2 separate regions of the Mus musculus genome follow, and region 2 is linked to region 1. The links are chromatin loops, found by intact Hi-C in ENCODE. Cell type or tissue: left cerebral cortex. All regions are shown on one strand.

Evidence for each region. Hi-C counts contacts between places; a loop is a spot of excess contacts. Peaks named below come from ENCODE experiments on the same cell type or tissue, not always from the same donor. Only the 100,000 strongest peaks of a DNase experiment are listed, where the experiment ranks them.
Region 2: it touches region 1 in a loop (1.9-fold over the local background); 8 of 42 quality-filtered maps call a loop at or near these places.

What each region holds. Positions count from the first base shown.
Region 1 is chr10:85,622,014-85,627,013 of GRCm38, forward strand. It overlaps Btbd11 (BTB (POZ) domain containing 11), which reads left to right. Exons shown (of 17, transcript NM_028709.2): 5 at 2,890-3,055. Among named protein-coding and RNA genes, the nearest start is that of Gm40731, 34 kb to the left of the region's middle. In left cerebral cortex, a CTCF peak has its summit at 3,120 (motif pointing left); DNase peaks (open chromatin) are centred at 3,047 and 3,434; H3K4me3 peaks cover 479 bases; H3K27ac peaks cover 249 bases.
Region 2 is chr10:85,457,184-85,462,183 of GRCm38, forward strand. The region is part of intron 1 of Btbd11 (BTB (POZ) domain containing 11); the gene reads left to right. Among named protein-coding and RNA genes, the nearest start is that of Btbd11, 73 kb to the left of the region's middle. In left cerebral cortex, no CTCF peak of the experiment used is centred here; DNase peaks (open chromatin) are centred at 1,785 and 1,929; H3K4me3 peaks cover 379 bases.

The DNA.
Region 1 (5,000 bases):
TCTTAGAATTATCTGTTTACAAGCCTGTGAATTCTGTGAACCCAGTGTCTACCTCCCTCCTCTGGAGCCCCTTGGCATGGTGTCCAAGGCGGTAGGCGCTGGCCATGCTGGCCCAAGCACACAGCGTGCAGCTTGATTGAAGGGGAGGGAGAAACCCGCTTATCTGACTAAGGCTGGTAGAGACGGACAAGCAAGAGGAAACGAGTCAGTGGGTTTTCCTGTGACCGAGATCACTCACATCTCTAACCCTAGATGGGAACTCCTTTTTGAAAACGTTATTGGTGGATATCAGTTATACACACTGGACTTCATCATGACATTTTCCATACTTATAAATTATATATTTTGATCATATCCCCAACTCTGTCACTCTTCTGCCCCTCCCCCACTGCTAAGCCCCTCCCTCTTTCCAAACAACCCCTCTTCTGTTTCCATGGTGTTTGTTCTGTTTTTAATAACCCAGTGAGTCTTGTTAGAGTTGTTTACAGGAGCGTGGCCACATTACCAATGGCTACATCACTGTGAAAATTTCTCCCTCCCCAGCCCCTACCCAGAAACTGTTAATTACATATTTGCCCTCAGAGAATGGTGGGTCCTCCTGAAACCTTACCCGTATCCCATGTGAAGTGTTGACAAGTCCCAGGTTGTACAGATCTTGAACCAATAATCACAGCTACTATGAATACAGGTGTAACAGCCATTTCCTGCCACAAAATCAGTCTTCCACACTCCCTGACCCTCCTCCAATGTTCGAGATCTTTCCCCGGGATGGGAACTAAGCGACTCCACAAAGCAGCCTTTTCCAACATTGCTAGCATCTAGCAGAAGAAAGGTTGTTTATGCAATGAATCAAGTCGGATGACTCCCAGAGATTTAAACACACACACACATGCACACACACGCATGCACGTGTACTTTAGACTAACATGCATAGATTCACACTTACTCCCCCTGGAGGCCTCTGTGATCTGTGTTCTGGGGTCTTGCCTTGTTACCCTGATGCCACAATGTCTCCTTGGGCAGATGTGGGGACCATTAGCCCTTAGGATGAAGTTGGCCGCCACACTAAAGGTGAGGGATCCTGAGTTTCTCTGCATGTTTAGCTCTGCCCTTCAAAAGATAAAAGAGGAAACCCAGTTAAATTTCCATCTTCGATAAACAATGAATAAAGCTTTGGTATAAAGATGCCCCACGCACCTTTGATCTAGCATTTATATTTGCCTAATCTGGCAATGCTTGACAAGTTCAAAGCCCACGCGTACTGGACCGAGAAGCTGTAAGGCACAGCTCCATTCAGTGTTTAGGATGTCAATGTCATGTTTGAAGCCAGGCCCTGGGGTCCCTCCATCCTCTCCCACCACACAGGCAGCTGTGTAGCTGAAGGGTCTCTGTGGTCTTGCCCCTCCTCTCTCAGCAACTGGCACAGATTGCCCAGAGGTTAATGCCCTAGAAACACTGGGCTCTGTGGATAGCCTCAAATACCCTGCCATGTCTCACCTGGACCCTTGCTCCTGCTGGCTCTGCACAGAGTGCTCTTGTCTTCTGCCATTCCTCTCCCCATACCTACAACCACAGCTCAAGGGCCACCTTCCGAGGAAGCCTAGGCTCCCCTAGGCTGTGTGTGGTGCAAAGGGGCTTATAGTTTCATAACATTTTTTATTTAGAGAGAGAACCACCGAACCCTAAATACTTGTATGAGATACATGAGAATATGGCCTATGCTTGTCTTCTCCGGACTGTCTTCATGCTTGTCTTCTACCAGACTGTGGGCTTCCAGCGCAGGGCTGCTGACATGACCCTAACAGGCACTCAATCAACACATTGTTGCTTGATTATTGTTGAGTGATTATTGACCAGTTCATGGGGACTGGGAGAAGGTACTAACATTCTTTCAACATGAAGCCTGTATCACCCTCTCTCATTGGTTTCCTCCCTCGTTTCCTGGCCTAGCCTCTTGCTCCCTGAAGTGGCTTGCTGAAGCACCTTGCCATCTCTCATTTCATCTAGCAAGTTCTCCAGCTTGTTCTATTTTGAAAGGAGAGAGTCCATCCTGAGCTCTGTCCACTCTCCTGTCTTAATGCCCCCTGTCTCCTCTGTCACTGGAATGGACCCAGGCAAATGCCTGCTCAGAAGTCCACAGCCAAGTATGAGGGCTCAGTCAAGTGAACAGGAAAGCAGTAGGTTCTGCACTCGGGAGCTAGAGTGGCACAGAAGATCCGAAGACGGGTTCTCCACACATGCTTCTCTGGTTCAAATCCAAGCTATCACTTATAGATGGGGTAGCCTCAGAAAGATTCCTCATTCCTGTTTTTTGGACAGTCCCCCCATAGGAATTATGCCTTCTATTGTGTGGGACCCGAATGTAACAACTCAGATAAAACATTCAGCAGAGAACCTAACCTATTTTTTTAAAAAATGCCTAAATATTTGCATAATGAAATGATTCTTAGCTGAGGATTCTACTGGCACACTGAGGGACCACACCTAAGCTCAGTAAAGACAGGATTTAGAACCGCCAGAAATTGGGGGGGGGGGGGCGGGGGGGGCGGGCGCGGAGTGAGACACCAGTTGTTTGGTTGGGTTTTTTGAGACAGGGTTTCTCTATGTAGTCCTAGCTGTCCTGGAACTCACGTTATAGACCAGGCTGATCTCGAACTCAGAGACCTATCAGCCTCTGCCTCCCGAGTTCCAGGAGTAAAGAGTGCTCCACCCGTGCAGGCTGAGGCAGTTCTTTTAAATGGAAACCTAGAAAAGGCAAAAACCTAGGAAAAGCCCGCGAGGATCTCAGGTGCTCGGTGGGGGTTGCTAAGACGTTTGATCTCAGGGACCAGATCCTGGGGGGAAAAGCGGCTGCACCCACGTGACCATCTCTCCCTCCCCACCCCTCAGGGCGGACGACTGCTTTTGTGCTTCTCGGAAGCTGGACGCCGTGGCCATCGAAGCCAAGTTCAAGCAGGACTTGGGCTTCCGGATGCTGAATTGTGGACGGACCGACCTGGTGAAGCAGGCAGTGTCTTTGCTGGGGCCGGATGGAATCAACACCATGAGCGAACAGGTACCAATCTGCTTGGACCTCATCTCCTCCCGTGCTTAGCCTGGGCGCGAGCAGCTGACGGGACACAGGCTCCCTCTGCTGATCGATTAAAAAAATTAATGCCCCTCCCCTGCCTCTCTCTCTCTCTCTCTCTCTCTCTCTCTCTCTCTCTCTCTCTCTCTCTCTCTCTCTCTTAGTGTTTGGGGGTTTTTGGTTTGGTTTGGTTTTAATTTTCTAAAAATACACTTGCCCATCTTTATGGAAATCTCACATGATTGTCGCAGCTGAAATTTAAAAAGGAATGAAAACCAGACCTGTTCCAGAAAGGAGATGGAGCCCCTAGGTTGGCCATCGTTTGTATTTAGGACTCTGCAACCTTCAAGTCTCTTTACTGGCATGTTAAAGGCTTTTCTCTGCCAGTCTGCTGTTGGCTCCAGACAGATCTAGGCCATGCGCACTGTGCTCTTAGGGTGGGTGTGTTTAAAGACACCAAAGTCAGTCTGGGGACCCTAGAGCACATTCAGATAGGGCAGCACCAACCAGATTCTGAACATGGTGCCATGAGAGGCAACCACAAGTCACAGAGGGGACTTTGGGGATGTGGTGGTGTCATAGACCGTGCAAATGGACAGCCATTCTCAGTGTGAATCCTGAGTGCTGTTACAAGGGACAGATGGGGCTGTTTCTTCCACAGGCAGCTCTTGCAAAGAGCTCCCACGAAGGGAATAGAAGGGACTGTATAATGACAGCTAATCACTTTCTTGGACAACGTCAGGGATCCTCAGTACACAATCATGTGTATCTTGTATGTTTAAAACCAGGGACTTATTTATCTGTTTTATTTTTTCAGTATTTTACATTCCAGATACCTTACAATGTCAATGAATATTCTTTTTTAAGTCGCTTTTAGTGTCTCTATAAAGTGATTACTATTTGTTTATTAACCATCCTTCCCCCATCATATATTTAAAGTGTTTGTGACTAGTGCTGAGCTAAGCACACTTACACAAATCTTTGTTCCAATCTCTATTTCCTTGGGGAAATGTTTCTTTAAAACAGAAGTGTCTCAAATGTACCAGCCTTTCCTGAATTCTCAGTCTTCAGTACTGCCCCTCCCCCTAGGAGTCTGACTAGTCTTTGCACACCTCTAGTTATATATGTATTCCCTGCTAGTCCACTTTCCTTTTGCCTGCTTTTTATCAGCATTTTTTACTGTTTTCTTGTTTTCTTAGAGGAATTCTTCCTGTATCAGGGCACGAAGTCCTTTAGTGGAACCAAGGTATCTCAGTTTGTCGTTGACGTTGGAATTTTGCCCGTAAAGTTTTCAGTTCCACAGCGATGTGCAGTGCTAGAGCCCCTCTCATGTATGCTATACTTCATCCCCTTTCTGCCTAGAGACAGGGGCAGAAACCAACTTGGCATTGCTTACAATTTTAATTCTTTCTGACTATCTCTAGTAAAAAATTGTTATACTGGTGTATAGTGTGAGACAAGGCTGTAGCATGAATATCTTCCCAAATAACTGCCTTCACAGCCCTTTGGATGGAGAGCCCCACCCCTTCCTCCTGTTGGTTGTGATGCTCGGTTTGTGATGAGCAGGAGTCGGAGAAGGGGAAGTTTTCCTGAAGGCCATCCTGCCTCAGTGCCTTGACTTGTATAGAGTGATATCAGAGCAGATGTCAGTGAAAGCAACCACAGGGATATCCAGTGACCATTGACTCTGTCTGACCCAAGGCTCATACAGAGCAGCAAGGACGCCTTGTCATGCTTCGAAGAGACAAATGTCAAAGACACTGTAGTCATCATAATTAAATACTTTAGGGGTTGATGTTACAGAATCCAGAAAATTCCTGTGAGACCCACCCCCACCACATCCCAATCAGCCACTGGTTGTAAAGACACACATAGGTTTGTTGTACTGTGAAAACCCTCCAACTTAAGCCACAATCACAAAAGGTGATGTTCA
Region 2 (5,000 bases), 160 kb before region 1:
AATTTATTCTCTGCCTTTGGGTTTACGTTTCTCACGCGGGAGCTTCTACCTCTGTCTCATAGATTGGTATCTAGAATCCCTGCTAACTGGCCAGGTGTCCGTGCCATTTGCCTACGGCCTTGACACATGCCCCATTCCCTCACACTGCCAACCTGACTACTCAGCTAGCACTGCTTGTACACCTGTCCTGGAGCCCCCAACTAGTTTCATTCTTGTTTGTTGAACATCTAGTCTGTGTGGTGCTGTCTGAAGCTTGCTGTGACAACATTTTCCTGGTCTTCAGAAGCCACTGGGGGACCGTCCACAACCTCTCAGGTCCTAGTGCTATAGATGAGTTATCTACCTTCAGGAGGGGGCGGCTCTGGTCCCTTCCCTCAGTCTGAGCCCTTCTGTTGCCAGTTTCCTCTCCTCTGCTTCCCAGAAATGCTCTCTTCATCTGTTCCTGCATCTCCCAGCTTTGTGCAGGAGCAAGCATAGCACGGAAAGGGTAACTGACTGATCTAAGGCAACTCAGGAACCTGAGTGTGTGCGGGCAGATAGTAACTAGAGACCCTCAAGGTGTGTCTGATGCACTCCCAAAGACCGGGTCTGGGAGGATACAGGAGGCTCTAGGAACCAGAACAGAGGGATTCTGGGTAGCCTTAACTACAATGGAGAGGACATCACAAAGGAACAGACCTGACTGAGGCAAATACAGGCTTTCTGGCAATGCAGGACCTTACCCTGGGGTTGGGCATCCCTCGACAGAGAATGTGCCTTTCCCATCCCTTGTATGTTGGAACCTTTCTCCACTGCTCCTCGTTTCTCTCCATGGTAAGTGACGTTCTCTCATTGTTCATACGCATGAGGTCATAGGTTCGATTTCCCTGTACTGAAAAAACAAACAAACAAGCAAACAAAACATCCAACAATCTTAAAATTCAGGTTTGGTTGGCGATGATTTAGTGGGGCTGCCTCAACTTGACTCGGTGGTAAAGGTCTGATGGCCAGGGTTCAATCCCCAGGACCTACGCAATGGAAGGAGAGAGACTCCTGTGAGTTGTCATGGCGCGTACAGAATAAATGGATGTGATTTTAAAAGAACACTTCTCTCGGCACAGGGTTGTTGTGCTGTTTATCTATGCAGATCAACACCTGGGTCTCCACACCGAGTTTTCATGTCCTTTTAACGTCTGCATTCCTGTCTGCCGGAAATTCCTCCTGCTATCTATAATGTAGAGTTAAGCTCACGTTCAAAACCTCTGCAGAGCATCAGGAAATCATTTAACCTTCTCAAAACACAGCTTTCTTCCTCGGATAATGAGGACTGTCTTAGAAATTGTGGGGGCACACTCTGGCAGCACCCAGCAAAGAGCCTCAGCTAAGCAGCAGTGTTCACGGAGCTCCTGGTCTGTCCTGTCCCGGGGGTGGGGGGTGGGGCCCACGATGAACAGTAACATAGATGATTTTTCTTTTTGGCATGATGAAATTTTAATTGTTTTATCCTTGGGATTCATGCTCCTTTTCAGTAATTAAAAATGCCGAGAATGTAAGAACCACCTACCAGAATTAACAGATGTTAATCATTTCTCATATTTGCCCGAATTTTCTCAAACAAAAGAAACCAAATATTTTCACTAAAGCTGAAATCCCTCCTGTTATGGTTCCTCGGGTTCTTCCTTCCTCCCCCGAGGCAGCCTTGATCATGAATTTGGGGCATAGTCTTCCAATCTGTCTCTGTGTCGTGTTCCCACTCCGAGTGTTCATAAATCATACATGGGTTACATTTGCATGCTTAACGGCATACTCTCCAACTTGATTTTTTTTTCACCCCACATTGTTTTGCAAGCACATCTGTGTGGAAGCCCAGAGTCCCTCGTTCATGCTGATGGCGAGTGCTCTGTTGTCCCCAGTCTCTGCCACACCAGGCGGCTGCCTGCCATTGCCATCCATCCTGCAGAAGTGCCTCCCCTGAGAGTCCCGGGGAAGACATTCCAGAGGTGGAACTGCTGACTCACAGAGCGCTCCAGCCGCCAGCTGGCCTGGCCTGTGCCAACCTGTTCTGCAGAGCGAGTGCACGGGTTCACACAGGCCACCTCGGAGGGGTCTGGCCCTCCACCTTCTCACGGGTCCTCACAGTTGTGACTTTTCAGTGTTCGCCAAACAGATTTGTTGTGTGGTGGGGTCTCACGCTTATTTTTACCCCGCTCATCTCCGTTCACTGGCGTGCCGTCATTTCTCCGTGTTTCTGAATATCCAGTCTGTCTGAAGGAAGGTTTTTAAATTCTGTACCATGTTACAGCTGCCTCCCCCGGTGTCTTCTTTCCTGCTGAGTTTTCTGTGAGGAGTATTTTGTCCTAAGGAAGATTTTAAATTTTGTTTTGGTTTAATTGATCTATTTTTTTTTCAATTATGAATTTAAGAGCTAAGCTTATAAGGGCATTTCCTCCTAATGAGGTTGCAGTTTGTGATGAAGTATGCTTGTGCACATATGGGTTGTTAACCCTTTTGCATGCAGCAGAAAATCAGTTTTAATATTGTCCTCAAGGAAAGCCGTTTGTCCCACACTTTGAACAGTCCACTTTTCCTACACTAGTTTTTAATGCCAGCTCTGTTCTATACTAGGGTTTCTTAAACTTTTTTCCACTCACAACTCCTTTTGTCCTCCCAAAGTTTATGAAACCCAAAGAATATAGGTTTATAAAACACATACAAACAGTTACTGGCCATAAATCACAATGAAATTTACTTGAAATTAATTTTTATTATAGATTTTTATTTTATCAATTATTAAAGACAAAAAGAAAGTTCTGTATTAGTGAGATGCATGTAGCCCATTTCTTTTTAGCATAAAGTTAAATCTCCACTGAACATTTGATACTACAGGACATAGAGCATCGTCAGTATTTTTCATAGTTGATTGACATTTTGATCTTTAATATCATCAGCACTGGGAACACTGTCACATAAATACATAGGATAAAATGACAGGACTGCGTTCGGGGCCACCACAGAAATTGTTGAAAATTCTGTCCTGCTCCCCAGCTAAAATTCATTTACCAGAATGGTTTTTTTACTGAACTCAAGTCAATAACTCAAAGATAGATTTTTAAAGCCAAGCATTCTAACAAATTGCAATCCAGAGAGTATACTGATTTGGTATGCACTGAGGGACTGCGGTAGGAAAGTAAAGTCTTTGTTTGCCATAAGGAAGCCATTCTGTTTCTGTCAGAGCAGAAGACTGTATGTACTGTGAAACTGACCTGCAGGCCAGAACTTAGGGCCACCCTGACCAAGGTGAGGTGTTTGGGACAGCGTTCCTTGGTATTTCATAGCATGGTGTCATGAACAATACTAAGCGTGATAGCTTGTTGTTATGTCAACTTGACACAGACCACAGTCGTTCTGGGAAAAGGAGCCTCAGTTGAGAAAATGCCCCACCAGACAAGCCTGTGGGCAAGCCTGTGGGCAAGCGTGTGGTGCATTTTCATCGATCGATCATCGATGGATGATCACTGTGGGTGAACCCATCCTAGTATGGACAGTGCCACCCCTGGATGCATGATCCTGAAAAGTATACAAAAGCAGGCTAAACAAGCTGTGAGGACCAGGCCAGCGAGCAGCACCCCTCTATGGCCTCTGCAGCAGTTCCGGCCTCCGGTTTCCAGTGTTGTGCTCCCGCCCTGACTTCCTGGGTGAAGGACCGTAGGTTGTAACCTGAAATACACCCTTTTCTCCCAGAAAAAGGTCAGTGTGTTTCATCACATGGACCTTGTATGTTCAGAACCAAAGCTGCAGGGGAGTCATGGGCTACGACGACCTGATTAGGGCAGTCGGAAACATCTCTGGGTCATAGTGCATTTGAGTTTTGAATTGATTTCTTGTTGTCTCATGCTCAGAGACGCTTCCTAGTTCGCCAGATTTTGGATACCTTTGTAGTCCTTGTGGGGGTCACAAAGCCCAGGTTAAGAAGCTGGGTCTACCAGGGTAGGGGAATGCCAGGGCGGGAAGATGGGAGTGTGTAGGTGGGGGAGCACCCTTATAGAGGTAGGTGGAGGCAGGATGGAAGAGGGGGTTTCTGAAGGGGAGACCTAAAAAGGGGTAAACATTTGAAATGTAAAAAAAAAAGAAAATAACCAATACAATTAATAATAGAAAAAAAGGAGCTGGCTCTACACTCCATTGACAGACATATGTGCATCTTTTCATAGGCTCTCTGGTTTTCCCTGTCTAGTAGGGACAGTTACTCATAACCGTAGAAAGTACCTCGTGCTGTGGGCTGCAGTGAGAGCCCACAGCATGAGGATTTACCCAGGTCCTTCTTTCCTTTGCATCTTTCTTAGCTTGGTTGTGAGCTACAGACCTGTCCTTTACATAGCCTGGTCACCTTGCAGTCTCATTGAGCTGGTTTTGAGATGGGTACCCACTGGAAAAAGAAAGCCTGATTTGTCAAGCTGCCATAGACGGCCACTCTGCTCAGGTGACTATGTGAGAAGCAAACACACATATCTCCTCATTTAGAATCTAATACCCCAACTGGTGATTTAAGAAACCTCTAAATTGGAGAAGGGGGAAATGAGGGAGGTTAGGTGACTGTTTGCATCATATGCAAAGGATTTAAATTTGGACCATACAGACTTATTTACAGTCAGTAGCATAGTGTGGCCTCCTTACACTTGCCTTCTAGGAATCAGTACAGTTGATAAAGTGTGTTGAGTCTGTAGATTTCAGGCCTGGGATAAGTTTAGTATGATCCAGGCAAGCCATAGCAACACCCAAGTAAGGTACCTGGAAAGTAGGAAGGAAGGGCTTGACGGCTAACACCAGTGCACTGAGCGAGAGTTGAAATTACTCCAGGGAAATGCATTGTCCAGCATGTGTAGTGTGCCTACACACATTCTGAAGACGGATCCAGCTGGGTTAGTGTTCAGCCCCTGCTGGAGCACTTCACTCTCTCTTTAGAGGAGCACCAGGTGAATTAGGTGGTAATGGTGATGGTGGTAGTGGTGGTGGTGGTGGTG